Linked DNA regions of Homo sapiens: region 1 is linked to region 2. Evidence: chromatin loops called from intact Hi-C (ENCODE). Cell type or tissue: PC-3. All regions are shown on one strand.

Region 1 (8,000 bases), 85 kb after region 2:
TTACTATAGTAAAGTGAGTGAAGAACTTTGAAGACTTAGTCTTTCTCTGCGATTTTTACTGTTGTGTTATGAAACATATGTAGTGATAATGGGAAATTGAGCATAATTCATGATTCAAAATAATTCATACAGATATTCACTACTGAACAAAATATATTCAAAACTTCATTGTCTTACTTAACCCTCTGTTGTTTCTATTTCAGTAATGTTAGTACTTTTCAATAAACACTACAGTGAACTAGGAGGCCCATAGATTACTATTCTATGTTGCCATGTCTTTTAGACATGTTATCTATACATATATCAGCAGATTGATAAAAAGAACTTTGACTCAAATATTCAGATGTTTTGCAAACTCAAAATATCCAGACATACCCGAAAGAGCAGATATATAAGTCCTATTTTCATTAGACAAGTGGTGGTTTCATAGACCCGATATAAAATTGTGATGATCACCAGAAGTGATTATGATTTCTAAGGAAATATATGAGAAAAACGAGAATAAAAAAAGTTTATTTTATTTGCTCTTATTTTAAAGTGTATCATATCTTTGGTGGCATGTTTCTTAAGGAACCTGCCCATGTTTAATATATACATTTATTAATGATTTTAGGATCCATGTAATTTCAAATGTAATAAATTATAAAAGAGAGTTTGTGTTGTGCAAATGCAGTAATATAATCATGTATCTATTAGCATAATGGGATATGTCATATAGAGCTCATACATTTTAGAAATGTAGAAGATACATAAAATAATCAGGAATATCTTTATTCTATAAATTATGAAATAAAATAATTTATGTTTCTAAACAACTTGGAAACAATATAGAATACAAATAGTTTTATTATGAAAAAATCCTGAGGATATTTAGCTGATTTATATTTGTAAAAAATCTTCACAATCTTTAAACCTTATATAGAAAAACTAAAATTTAATTGGGATTTTTTTTATATTGCTACGTTCTCAAAATGCCAATATACGTAATAAACATAACAGGTTTACTTTTAGGGCCTTATTAATCATACTGCTCCTTATTTAAACTATTTTGCAGCTCCATCTCCAGTCACCAATGTGAAAAAAGGGAAAATTGCAAAAAACAGCATCTCTTTGTCTTGGCAAGAACCAGATCGTCCCAATGGAATCATCCTAGAGTATGAAATCAAGTATTTTGAAAAGGTAAGACTAACAGAATAAAAAATGTCCTCACTTTCTTTTTTTTTTCATTTTAGCAACTACAATTATCCAACTTGCAGAAGAGTATGTTGCAATTTTATGTGTAAATCAATGACAATTGATTCTGCAGTCATAATTATGGAGGCTAGAAGTGTACAGGGAGCTCTCTATTCATGTTCTGCTGCTGCCACATAGTTTACACTGCTTAGATATAGCCATATAGTCTAATATTGGCTTAACTGAGTTGCACAGCATTAAAAGATGAAGTCATAGGGCATTTGAAAGTGTTACAAATACTTAAGCTATAGACTTTCAGTAGTGACTGCAGTGTGCTAACAGAGAAATGTGTGCTTATGGCCAGTAACTCAACATAACACCTATACTGTTAAGGAGATAAGAAAAAAGATGAGACACATATATCACATACATTTTTTAAAGATTCTTAGCAAACATCTGGCACTGTAGTATAAAATTTATGTTTAAATTTCAGGTAAAAAATAAAAAATGTATGCATCACGTTCCCTATATTTTCTTGATTTCCCCTTGTTCTCTGAGTCTCTTATAGCCACTTTTAAACATTTTACCGTAATAGCTGTCGAGGTCTCAAGGTTGTAATAAACTCTTTTCCTCTTTTCTGAATTCACAAGCAAGTGAGCTATTGATGAAAGAGTCATACAGATGGAAGCTGAAAAAGCTTCTAATTTCTAAAACTGGGCTGGAGTATGTGGCTCAGAGATGTAGCCACCATGAGTCTTCCTACTACTCCCGCCCCATTCATCTGTGATTTTTCTACTGGCTGGACCTGAATGGCATACGCACCTTAGGACAACCTGAATTCTAAAAGAGGAGCTAAAGATAGATGGGTACCCAAACCAGCCTTTGAGAAGTGGGTTGGAGAGTCTGAGCTAGAAATATTGGTCCTATGGAGGTAGGAATAGAAATGAACAAGTAAAAAATGCAGACATGCAGATCCCAAAAAAGAAGAGAAGGACTGAACCACGCTACTTACTCAATTGCTTTTCCAGACTCACAGAGACATCACTCCTTCGTTTTTTCTGGAAGAGTAAAAGGGATGGTAGGAAATACAAAATCTTACTTTACAATACCTAAGAACTTGCCCAAGCTAGGGCATTGGAAAAGAGAGGGAGAATAAATGGTTCTCCTCACCATCATGAAAAATGCTAATGTCCTATTAATGAAAATTACTTAAAAGTGCAACTATATATATACATATATACATGCATAGATAAAAGAGTTTAGGGCCGGGTGCGGTGGCTCATGCCTGTAATTCCAGAACTTTGGAAGGCTGAGGCGGGTGGTCGCCTGAGGTCAGTAGTTCGAGACCAGCCTGCCCAACGTAGTGAAACCCTGTCTATACTAAAAATACAAAAAATTAGCTGGGTGTGGTAGCGGGCACCTGTAATCCCAGCTGCTCAGGAGGCTGAGGCAGGAGAATTGCTTGAACCCAGGAAGCGGAGGTTGCAGTGAGCCAAGATCGCACCATTGCACTCCAGTCTGGGCAACAAGAGCAAAACTCAGTCTCGAAGCAAAAAAAAAAAAAAAAAAAAAAAAAAAAAAAAAGAGTTTAGGTAAGTGTATTGAATGTTAATTTGTCACAGTATACAAAATTCAAAAATAAATTTTCTTCTTTCATTCATTGATTCAACAATTGCCTGTGTAAAAATACAACAAAGAATAAAACAATGGGGAGGGATGGAGAAAGGCTATCTACATATTTACAGGTTTTTAATGTTTCTACAATGTTCGTATATTGATTTTACTAGTAGATAAATAGTCAACGATTTTTGAAATAGTCATCTTTCTAGGAATGTCTTACTGGTAGTATTAAATGCAACTATCAGATAATTCCGAAACATAAATGATGACACATACTTCAAAAATAGGTTATTAAATACATTATTCACCAAAAATGCTCTTAGAGAATACCTCTGAGACAAAGTTATGTTGGGATATGGTTAACACTGTTTATTGTCAACAAAACTGTAGTTAATCAAGTGGAATATAGTGACATTAAACTTTCTCACTGATTACTGTTCCCGTGAGATTACTAGTAACAAACAGCATTGCAAATTCCAGAGGTCTACAATTTAAACATAGGCTATATCAAAAAACAATTTGTAAAATTAAGGTTTATATTTCTTATTCAAGTTTTTGTAACCTTTGTTACTCTATACTGATGCAAAGCTATGTAGAGTTATATAAATATATATTAACACATGCTGAATTCTGTTGTGAACATTGTTTCTCAATTTTCATTGCGATTAAAGTTGATTTTAAAAGAAGGTAAAATGCAAAATAGAATTGTAAAACATCCAGTCACCAAAAACTGTATATTTGACTATCTGAGATGCAATAAGGGTTAATAGCTGGGAGACTAAAAGTTTAACAAGTACTTACATTTTCTTTTATCTCTGAATCAACTAGCTGGATTAATGCTGGCTTTCTTTTTTGTCCTTGAGGAAAGCATCCTATTTTTTTTCCCCTTATGAATAACCTTTGATATTTTTGTGACCACTTCCCAGCATATGCATTAGTTTCATTATGTATATAATATTCAATATTAAGAAGAATTTATCTTTTTAAAAAACGTTGCTGCTTCTGTTACAACAAAGAGTTATTCAACAAGTGGTAGGGAGGAGTTTCTATTAAATATTTATCCACATTGTGATATTATTTTCTTTATAGTTTAATTTTTTTTGAGTTACATTTATCTCAGTATGATTTGGTCTTATATTTAATAGTTCAAATTTAATGCTGTATATTCCATTATATGATCTGTATAACTCAAATTAAGAAAAAATGACTTGGGAAAAAGGTTTCTAAACATATTTCCAATAAATTAATAATAAGTTGCCTATTTACATTCATTAAAAGCAGAAAAATCTTTATATAATATATTGGTGGAAGTGATTATTTTGGTCAGTGTTTTCCTTTTTAAAATAAAAGTATTAATTCCCGGACCATCGTGTGTGAGCCAAATATTTGAGCATATCTACATTATACCTATAAAGATTTTTTAAAGACTTTCATTTATAAAAAAAATGGATTATGAGTTTTTATACCATGTATTGAGTTAGGGGTCCTGATAGGTTTTCAAAGCTGATTTTGAGCTTTCAGAATGACACCACCATTTATTGGATGGCTTTTGGCCAGACACAGGTGGCAGAGCTTTCCAGGGCACATGCATTTGCCAGCTGGCATTTCTGCCTGTGATTGCCCTGCTCTAATAGAGGTCATTGGGCTTCTCTGCTACCGTGTGATGATGGGCTCATTGCCATCTCTTAATTAAAGGCAGAGGCAAAGGGAAGCTGCCCCTTGGCAGGGTGTTTGCCAGCTGGCTCCTTCTGCTGAGGCCGTCCCCTCACTGCATGTGAACAGTGTTTGCTAAGCAGCTGGGGAATGTAGCTCATTTGCTCAGCTGGGGCACGAAGGCAGGAAAAGTCACTGCCCTGACCAAGGACTTGGCAGCAGGGCAATTGTGGGTGTTGACAATCTTTACATAAAGTTTGTGATATGTAGAAAATTACAATATGAGAGTGATTTAAAGGAATGAAACATAATTAAATTTTGGAAGACGCTTAGATGATTCACAATGTGTATTCGTTGGTTTTGATCCACTAGATATATGCTTCCCTAAATTTTCTTCAATAACTTATGTATGGCAAACTCAGAGAGAGCCAATGTACAATTAAACTCTAGCTAAGGAACAACTGAGACATACATAACGTTAACAGTTAAATCAGACAGAATGTTCTGCAATTGATATTAGATCACACCTTATTTCAAGGAGCAGCAGCCCAGTTTCCTTGTATATGTTTCCTTTTTGGCAAAAAAGTATCAATTTCTAATATTTTTACAAAATGTATTCATTGTACCTTCAGTAGTTAGTGTTTACAACTGTGGAAGCTTTTAAAAATTGTTTCGTTTTTTACTTTTCAATGGGGGAACTTACCATCATGCTATAGAGTTAAAAGTAATCCATTCTACATAGAACCTATTTTGTAGAGATTACGCTTGGTGGTACATGCATTATTTTTATCTCTATCTCCTTCCAATATTCTTGGTAAATAATTTTATCTCCATTTTAAGGAAGAAAAAACTGAGGTTCAGAGTTGTTTACCCACATTTTCTCATCTACTTAATAATATGGCTGGAATTCTAATGCTGTCATTGAGGCCTTCTTTTAATTGTTTATATTATAAATGTTAATCCTTTACGTAAAAATGAAAATTTTATAAAGTCTATCAGAATTTTATACTTAAATTCTGACTAGATTTTTTCTTTAAGTTAAATTTTCTTTAAACAAATATCAGCAAACAGACATTTAACTTACTTACTGAGAGTTACTACTGCAATCATAGCCAGACTGGAAAGTTGAATATTATTGAGAAATATTGCTTTTAAACAATATGGGAAAATAATATTTTTCAATAATATGGAGAAATAATAAATAATATTATCAGGTTTATTCCATTAAGAACCTGTGCATTCTCAGAAAAATTAGTAACTGTCATAGTTTATAGAAGCTGTTTACAGTTGTTAAAAGGAACACATTAAGAAATTATTTGCTTTTTACTGCTATGATCCTAGCATACAGAAGGGGTAATAGAGTGGATAATGGAAGAGCATTACACGTTTGTCAATGAAGAAATTTCCTGGTATTATTAGGTAAAGTTTTACAAGATTTAATTACCTACTTTGAATCCTTGGCTCAAATTTAATAAAATTTCCTAAATATATGAAAGTTTAGATAATTAAATTAATTTGCAGTTTAAAAAATTAAAGATCAATCATTTGCCTAGGATGAATCAGAAAATGTGCTATTTGGCTTATAAATTATACCATACCTATTTAGAGAGAATTTTGGACCTACTTAACTCTAAGATAATTTTATATGATTAAACATATTACAAAAGGAATGGTAAATTGCTTTAAAAGAAAAATGTTTATAGATTGTATATTTTAGATAGTATTAGTGGTAGTTAACTTTGACATTACATATAAGAAAGAATTACAAATATTTAAAATAATTATGAAAATTAAAACATATATTGTAGTTTATGAACTGTTTTCACATATGTTACCTGTTATATTTTTACAACATCTCTGTGAGGAAACCCAAGCAAGTCTCTACCCAGTTTTACTGATAAGGAAACTGAATATAAAAGCAAAAATGGACCCGTTATATTTGAGCATGTGATTTCTGTATCCATGGTAAAGTTGGTGTGGTAACTTCACAGAGATAATAAGGAGCTATGGATGGTTAGTCTAAACTTTTGTTGGCATCAAAATAAAAAGTTCCTCTTTGTTTCAGTTCCCAAAACTATCTTTCCAGTAATTTTTTTCCTAGTACATCTCCATTAACTTAGCCCCTCCAAATCAGGACATTTTCAAAGATAAATAAAAACGTTTTGCTTATCTGCATTTTTCTTTAATGCTTTCTATTTAGACTTAGTGAATTGAAATTAAATTTCACCAGTGAAGTACTAATTTCTTACCTTAAGAACTAAATACAATTAGAAATTGAATTCACTAATGAGTTAAAGCATAAGTCTTACCTCACAGAATGGGAGATGTTGTTAACTTTCTGTATGAATAGGCAGTATGTTAGACATGCTCCGATTAACTATATTGGAGGGAAAAAAAGCACAAAAATAACAATACTAAAATAGAGTCTGTAAAATAATCAGTCTCCTACAACATTATGTTTTCAAAGTTTTAGAAATTTATTACTGCCGAAGACATGTATTCCGGATGGGTGGACAGTATGTCACCCACCACCTTGAGTTCTAGAAAAGACTTTAATATTCTATGTAAATAGCACACCTAGGATGTGTAGGATTTTTTTCTAAAATGTTATATTTGTACTAATAGAGTCCTTTGGTTTCTGATTCATTTTCTGATCTATGATTCTAAATTTTGCTGTCATTAGTAATTTATATGCTGTCTTTTTTATTGTATATGCATGCGCATCCCAAGGACCAAGAGACCAGCTACACGATTATCAAATCTAAAGAGACAACTATTACTGCAGAGGGCTTGAAACCAGCTTCAGTTTATGTCTTCCAAATTCGAGCACGTACAGCAGCAGGCTATGGTGTCTTCAGTCGAAGATTTGAGTTTGAAACCACCCCAGTGTGTAAGTCATTTTAATTACTGTCAGCTCATGTCTCAGTAATGGTTACCAGAAAAGAGTCAGTGGATCAATACCCTCCCTGGGCACTCTGTCAGTCTCACTCTCCCTCTCTCTCTCCCAGGCATGACCCCTTCAGGTAGGAAGCATCTGTCATGCTATTATGGTAGGTCGGCAGGTTAACACGTTGGTCCGTGCTCCTCATTGCATTCAGTCTTCTGGGAGATGGTACTTCAGGAGATACTTTAAAAATGTTTAAACTTGCTTTTAAAGACTTTCTTTCTACTGCTGCCATACTTTATTGAATTATTCCCATTTACTTTTTTAGTCGTTTTATTGAACTAGGCTACTAGGTTTAGTCTTTCTTTGAAAATTCCACAGGGAGCTTTCTTTAGCAGTGAGTTTGGCAAGAAAATGGTGCTCTCAGGAACTAATCTGATCTCATAAAATATATTAAATCTCTGGCACTGTCTTTAAGTGGAGAATCTGGGAATATTTTTTGGAGCACCCTTTTTGAATCACTTTTTTCTCTATAAAAATAGCGTAAAATATTTTCCTTTAATTTCAACAAAATATTTATGTTACTTACTTGCCCTAAACACATTGAAAGAAGAATTCGAAGACAGAAATAGACGCTATTAAAGTTATTTGTGAGGAAATACACAGTATT
Region 2 (8,000 bases):
CATGACAAAATGCTTATCATCACTGGCCATCAGAGAAATGCAAATCAAAACCACAATGAGATACCATCTCACATCAGTTAGAATGGCGATCATTAAAAAGTCAGGAAACAACAGGTGCTGGAGAGGATGCGGAGAAATAGGAACACTTTTACACTGTTGGTGGGACTGTAAACTGCTTCAACCATTGTGGAAGACAGTGTGGCGATTCCTCAGGGATCTAGAACTAGAAATACCATTTGACCCAGCCATCCCATTACTGGGTATATACCCAAAGGATTATAAATCATTCTGCAATAAAGACACATGCACACGTATGTTTATTGTGGCACTATTCACAACAGCAAAGACTGGGAACCAACCCAAATGTCCAACAATGATAGACTGGATTAAGAAAATGTGGCACATATACACCATGGAATACTATGCAGCCATAAAAAAGGATGAGTTCATGTCCTTTGTAGGGAATGGATGAAGCTGGAAACCATCATTCTCAGCAAACTATTGCAAGGACAAAAGACCAAGCACCACATGTTCTCACTCATAGGTGGGAATTGTACAATGACAACACATGGACACAGGAAGGGGAGCATCACACACTGGGGCCTGTTATGGGGTGGGCAGAGCAGGGAGGGATAGCATTCGGAGATATACCTAATGTTAAATGACGAGTCAATGGGTGTAGCACACCAACATGGCACATGTATACATATGTAACAAACCTGCACGTTGTGCACATGTACCCTAAAACTTAAAGTAGAATAAAAGAAAATAAATAAATAAAAGGAAAAGTTCACAAAAAAATTCCCTTGGTTAAATCACTCTCAAAAACATAGTTTTCTGGCTTTTCCCTAAACTTAAAAAATAATTACAAATGCTAGTTTTGCTTGAGAAGATGGAAAAGAGGTATAAATTCGGGCTTGCCAATTAACCCATGAAAATATGTTGAAAAATTTGCAAGGCACGGAGCTAAATTTAGGTGCTCTAAAAACTTAACGTGAGAGTGCATTTTCTCAATATTTTGTGAAGAAACCATCCCTTGACATTTTTGGCTTTATGCTTTCTCTAATTGAAGGCATGGTAAAATAAGGTGCTAGAAGCTTTATCACTTAAAATTTAAAAGTCATTTAATTTAATTTAATTCAATTTTCTGCTTTTCTAAAGTACAAATTCACAAGAAACTGGATTTATTAAACTCATTTGACAGTGGATGCTTCTTGTTTTTATGAAGAATTTAAGTTGTTAAATCTGTTCAAAAGTGCCATTTGTTCATAAGACCAAAATGACACAATAAAACAAGCATTAATAGTATGTTTGTGTCAAGATGAACTCTCATTCAGATAGATATCTTTTTTCTATGAAGTAGAAGAAATAAAAGTTTAAGAGTAGAGAAGGCATAATGCTTAATTCAAACGTAGCTTATTCTAACTTTTCCTAGTCTTTTAGTGTGTTCTTTCCAAGTCTGTTCATTTTGACAGCAGAAATACTTCTTTCCAATTCTCAAATCTTTATCTAATTAAAATTTGTGATGAAGTGGGAAATATGTAACCAAATACTTAAAATGTTTTGCACATAGACAAGCTTACATTTTTATATATACCCTTATACACACTATTATTGAAGTACTCTTATTTCTTAACTAATTCACATTTATTTGTTTGGGATAGAAGAACTGCTTAGCATCTTAAGTAAAATAAAAACGTAAATTTATCTAAAAGAACTTAGTGCTATAGAGGAATCAATGATCAAGGGGAAATCAACTCTGCTTTGAAAGATACCTGAATTATATTATTTATGATAAGTATTTATATTATACAAATTGTTCCTAGAAACCTTTGAAGAATGGCTGAAATCATGTGGCTTTTATTTCAGTGGAGGTTCAATTAGATAAACAAAAAGTAATATTGTGATTTACGATAGTCTGCAGTCAAAAAGCCATGTGTCAGTTCATTCTAGGCCAAAATGAGCTTCATGTTTAGCTACTATATGTCAAGCACATCCGCATTGTCGAGATGGAGACATACACCATCACATCACTACAGAATGTCTTTCCATAAATATTTTTCCATACCCTTGGCATTTAGACTTGTAAAACTGAAATTAGTTCAGCTTAACTATTTTATCTTAGGAGGCTACATTATTTGTCAGTGAATAGTTTAGAAATGTATAACAATCAAATCAATGTACTTCACTTGAGCATGACAAACTTTCTGTCCTAGATTATTTGGTGAATTTGTTCTATCTATATATATATATATATTTTTCAATATATTTTAAAATTTTCTAACTTTGCTGGTAATGGAGTATAGAAGTTGTTATTTTAAAAATAAAACAGGGAGTGACATCTGGTACATAATAAATTTTTACCAAATTTAAAAGTATTTTGCCATTTTTGGAATACTAAATGAGGTAATAATCTCTTTCTCTGAATTATGGGAAGGAAATTAGTATTATAATTAATCATTGATACTATGTGATAAAACACTTCTATAAAATATATAGATGTAACAATATAAAAATGTGAAATTGATAATCCTAATCAATTTCTAATACTTTACACAGCTTTATTTTATTTATGATTTTATTTATATGTACACACACTACCATTTATATTACATATATACACATTACAACATATACATATACCTGTTACTGATGGTCCACAATTTGGTTAAATATATGTGTGTGTGTGTGTGTGTGTGTGTGTGTGTGTGTGTATCACACACATGAATGCTATTAAAATTGTCTTGAATGACTTTTTAAAAATGTGTATGTTAATATTAAACACCATTAAGCAATTAGTGTGTTTCTAAATATGTGACGGGTAATGTATAAGTGATTGCCACACAACTAAGTTATTTAATGACACAATGGTAAGAAAAATGTCTTAATTATATTTGTATATTCCATGTTCAGTACAGTTCATGGCAGGAAATTCTGATTTATTACATATTGTAGATGAATGAATATGTAACCAAATTTATTTTATGTTTCATTTATAAATATTATATTATCTTTGAATTTCTGCCAATATTTGGTGAGCATAAATTAAAAATACATTGTATTGAGAGATTTAATGATTTTTCAATAGTATTCCTGTCCTTTTCTTATGTAATATTCTAATGTTACAATTAGCCTTATTGTTTTCAATCATTTAAACTTACATTCTAGTTAGCCAGTTAACCCTAGATTCTCAAGTAGGACCTATTTCCTGTTTCTGTTTGATATTATTCAAGAGACGTTGCCAAATTTTAGAGCTCGTAGTTTAAATTTATTTTAATTGTATCAATGTTTTAACCTAATAACAACTTTCATACTGAGAAGACATTTTTAAAAAATAATTTCAAATTGTCTCTTAGATTCAGGGGTTACATGTACAGGTTTGTTGGTACACGGATATATTACGTGATGGTGAGATTTGGGATACCATGATCCCATCACTCAGGTAGTGAACATAGTACCCAACAGTTAGCTTTTCATCCCTGACTCAACTTCCTTCCTCCTTCTTCCCTCTAGTAGTGCCTAGAGTCTATTGTTGCCATCTTTATGTTCATGGGTACACAAAGTTTAGCTCCCACTTATAAGTGAGAATATGTTGTATTTGGTTTTCTGTTCCTGCATCAGTTCACTTAGGATAATAGCTTCCAGTCACATCCATGTTGCTGCAAAGGACATGATTTTGTTCTTTTTTTATGGTTGTGTAGTATTCCATGCGGTACTTGTACCACATCTTCTTTATCCAGTCCACCATTGGTGGAAACCTAGGTTGATTCATGCCTTTGCTATTTAATACTACACCATTGATATTGATTAGTACTGCACTGATCATATGAACACATATATCTTTTTGTCAGAACAACTTATTTTCTTTTGGATATACCCAGTAATAGAATCACTGGGTTGAGTAATAGTTCTGTTTTCAGTTATTTGAGAAATCTCCAAACTGCTTTCCATAGTGATGAACTAATTACATTCCAACCAACAGTGTATAAGCATTTCCTTTTCTCCACAGCCTCACCATCATCTGTTGTTTTCTGACTTTTAAATAATGACCATAGTGACTATTGTGAGATGGTATCTCATTGTGGTTTTGATTTGCATCTCTCCGATTGGTGATGTAGAGCATTTTTTTCATGTTTGTTGACTGTATCTTTTCTTTTGAGAAGTGTTTGTTCATGTATTTTGCCTGCTTTTTAATGGGGCTATATATTTTTTTTTTGCTTGTTTAATTGTTTAAGTTCCTTAGGGAGTCTGGATATTAGATCTTTGTCAGATGCATAGTTTGCAATTTTTTTTCATTCTGCAGGTTGTCTGTTTACTTTGCTAATAGTTTTTCTTGCTGTGCAGAAGCTCTTTAGTTTACTTAGATCCCGCTTTTCATTTTTGTTTTTGTTACAATTGCTTGTAAAGACTTAGTCATACATTCTTTTTTTCAAAGTCAATGTCTAGAATGGTGTTTCCTAATGTTTTCTTCTAGGATTTTTATAGTTTGAGACATGAAATTTAAGTCTTTAGTTCATCTTGAATTAATTTTTGTACATAGTAAAATGTAGGGGTTTAGTTTCATTCTTCTGCATATAGCTAGCCAGCTATCCCAGCACCATTTATTGAATGGGAAGTTTTTCCCCTATTGCTTATTTTTGTTGGCTTTGTAAAAGATCAAAAGGTTGTAGGTGTGCAGTTTTATTCTGGATTCTCTATTATGTTCCATTCGTTTATGTGTCTGTTTTTCTACCAGTACCGTGCTATTTCACTTACTGGAACCTTATACTGTATTTTGAAGTTGGGTAATGTAATGCCACTCACTTTGTTCCTTTTGGCTTAAGATTACTTCAGCTATTTGGGCGCATTTTGTTTCCATATGAATTTTGGAAAAGTTTTTTCTGATTCTGTGAAAATGATATCAGTAGTTTAATAGAAATAGTATTGAATCTGTACATTGGTTTGCGTAGTATGGCATTTTAATGATGTTGATTCCTCTGATCCATAAGTATGGAATGTTTTTCCATTTGTTTGTGTCACCTACGATTTCTTTCAATAGTGTTTTGTAGTTATTCTTGTATATATCTTTCACCTCCTTGGTTCAATGTATTCCTAGGTATTTTATTCTTTTTGTGGCTATTGTGAATGGGGCATTCTCGATTTGGCTCTCAGCTTGAATGTTATGGATATATCGAAATGCTACTGATTTTTATACATTGATTTTGCATCCTGAAGGTTTACTGATGTCATTTATCAGATCCAGGAGACTTTTGGTGAAGTTTCTAGGGTTTTCTAAGTACATAATAACATTGTCAGTGAAGAGAAGTAGTTTGACTTCTTTTCCTATTTGGATGCCTTTTATTTGTTTCTCTTGCCTAATTGCTCTGGCTACACTTCCAATGTTTTAAATATGAAGATAAAATGCTGTTAATGTTAAATTTTGGTATAAGCAATAATATTTATACTATATAAAATATGACATGTTTTGAGTTTTAATTCCCTTATAGCATTTTGTTTTTCTTAGCAAACACATATTTTAAACCCACACTAAACTATCTTCTGAGTACCTTATTTTGAAAAATGTATTAAATAAATATAATTCACTTAGCTTAGCTTATATCCTCTGATAATTCACATATGATAGAGCTATGGGAATAAATCTTGTTCATAGTGATTTTCTTTCTCAATAAAACATACTTAGATAAGGCCAGCAATGCTTTTGAAAGTTAATTATATCTTGTACACTGCAAACAACGATAGTCTGTGCCTTTTTAACTCAATTTCCTTTATATGTATAGTATGCATATATATATATATATACGCACACATATATGGCTGTATATTTTAATTGTAATGGAAAGAAGTATAGTATTTTAAAGTATTAAAACAGTAATTATTATATATATTAATATTTTTAAAACATTTTCTTGGTGGGCCATATTTCTGGAGTATTGACTTTGAATTATGAAGTGAATATACTTAGTTATCCCAAGGTTAATAGCTCTTTAAGGGTAAAATATATTGGAGACATTAAAAGAAATTTAATTGAAAATATGGCGAAAAATCGATGCAATTTGTCAGTTTAATTTTTTTTTTTGGTAATTTTGAGAATCTTTAAACAATTTCTCATAAGATTATACAGCAAATTTCTAAATAGGTGCTAAATATATGGCTCAAAGGTTTAAAGGATAAGTGGGGAAACAACATGTATTCTTGCAGATTAGCATATATACTATGGAAATGGTTGCATTTAAAAAACGAGCCTTCAAGCATGGGTAGAAATAATTCTTAAACATAATTTTCTTTCCCCCAGGAGTTTGTCACAATAGTCTCATGAAACATGTCAATATGGGTGCATTTTTTGTCTTCTACTCTTTGCTCAACTTAAATGACTGGCATAATGTTTTCTAAATGATATTTAGGTAATGTACAGACATCATATGAAACAAGTTTGCTCCAGAAGCTTCGTTTATTTTTAATAAACCATTTTGGATTGGTATTTAAATAAATTGTACTACTTATCTAGATAATTATTTCTTAAATATTATCATGATTAAAATGTAAAATATCAATTTTGCCTCTATCATTGTTTGTTCATTATTATTATTTATTATTCCACCCATGAAATACACTTGTATCTTCATGGGTGTGAAGAACATTTTTTTCCTCACACAACTCAAACATGTTTTGTCACAGTTCTTGACAGAAAGTGTGGACTCAAAAAACGAATTATATCTTCAGTGTCTTCCAAATTGTTTCAGATTAAATTCAAATCTCTTATCGTGGACTACAAGCTTTTTCAAAAAAAAAAAAAGATTATACATTTATTTATTTACATGTCTTGTCTTTTGGCCCAGAATGCTTTTCCTACAGTGTTCAGAGGCAGAAGAAAAGTTTCTCAAATACAGGAAATAAGTAGATGGATGGAGACAATGAGTATGGTAGGAGACTGCCTTTAAAGAGTTTTTAAATATTACTTGGAAACTTGTAGGCTATGCTAGCATTTTGTAATGAAAATATCTGGAGTTTCCTAAAAGAGGGCATGTCAAATATTGCTGAGAAGTGAGTACGGCAAGAAAGTAACTGCAATCTCAACAAAAATAGTTTTCATTGAGAGGTATCAATGGAGTGGAGTGAGTCATCATGTGATTTAGAATGAGGAACTACAGATGTATATATGGAAAATAATTTAAGAAATCATATCCTGAAAGTGGAATAAAACTGGGAAAATTGGAATCATGTGAGATTGATAGTTTTGTTGTTTGTTTTGTTTTGCTTTGTTTTTGAGCATCTTAAAAGAATTGTAGCTACTTGGAAGCTTCACCTCAGAGAGCAGAGTGGGGGTTCCTAATTCAAATACAGATAATTTTATTTGATATGAAGAAGGATACATTTTATTCTATTTTGATAGAAATAAAGGTAGAGAAGATGGGTACCATGACATATAGGTTTGGAGATTTGATGGTAGGAAAATGAGAAAGTTTCCTTCTGACAACTTTTATTTTCTCAAGACAAATGACTGTATCAGCTGATAGTAACAGAAACAGAGCTCATAAGGAGCTTGAAGGAACAGGAGATGCTACAAGAAAATCCTGTTGATGTTGGAAATGAAGTTAACTAAGGGAATAATATGAGTTTGAATAAGAGGCGATGCTACAAGAAAATCCTGTTGATGTTGGAAATGAAGTTAACTAAGGGAATAATATAAGTTTGTCTAGCAGGGTACTATGACCCCTTGGAATTTAGGGTCATGATTTGAAGGTGATGAATAATTACAGTTTATGACATTTTTCTTGGATAATATTGAACCACACAGGTTTTTTTTCTCTCTAAACATCTATTTGCATTACTTCAACCACCTCAAATTAAATAATGCCTTACATATTACTCATTATCTTCTCCAACACATTTCATGTCCTGTTCTCTGAGAAAATGGCACCAGTATTTTCTGTAAAGTTTAAGCCAAATACCTTACAGTCACTCTTACGATTTTCCACTAAGTCATCTAACCCATTAAATAC

Evidence for each region. A loop is a pair of places that touch in the nucleus more often than their neighbours do. Peaks named below come from ENCODE experiments on the same cell type or tissue, not always from the same donor. Only the 100,000 strongest peaks of a DNase experiment are listed, where the experiment ranks them.
Region 1: it touches region 2 in a loop (2.4-fold over the local background); 2 of 110 quality-filtered maps call a loop at or near these places.

What each region holds. Positions count from the first base shown.
Region 1 is chr4:65,413,620-65,421,619 of GRCh38, reverse strand. It overlaps EPHA5 (EPH receptor A5), which reads left to right. Exons shown (of 17, transcript NM_001281766.3): 6 at 1,055-1,179; 7 at 7,177-7,336. Among named protein-coding and RNA genes, the nearest start is that of LINC02835, 180 kb to the right of the region's middle. In PC-3, no CTCF peak of the experiment used is centred here; a DNase peak (open chromatin) is centred at 4,639; H3K4me3 peaks cover 615 bases; H3K27ac peaks cover 754 bases.
Region 2 is chr4:65,498,623-65,506,622 of GRCh38, reverse strand. The region is part of intron 3 of EPHA5 (EPH receptor A5); the gene reads left to right. Among named protein-coding and RNA genes, the nearest start is that of EPHA5-AS1, 170 kb to the left of the region's middle. In PC-3, no CTCF peak of the experiment used is centred here; DNase peaks (open chromatin) are centred at 4,162 and 7,822; H3K4me3 peaks cover 1,000 bases; H3K27ac peaks cover 2,619 bases.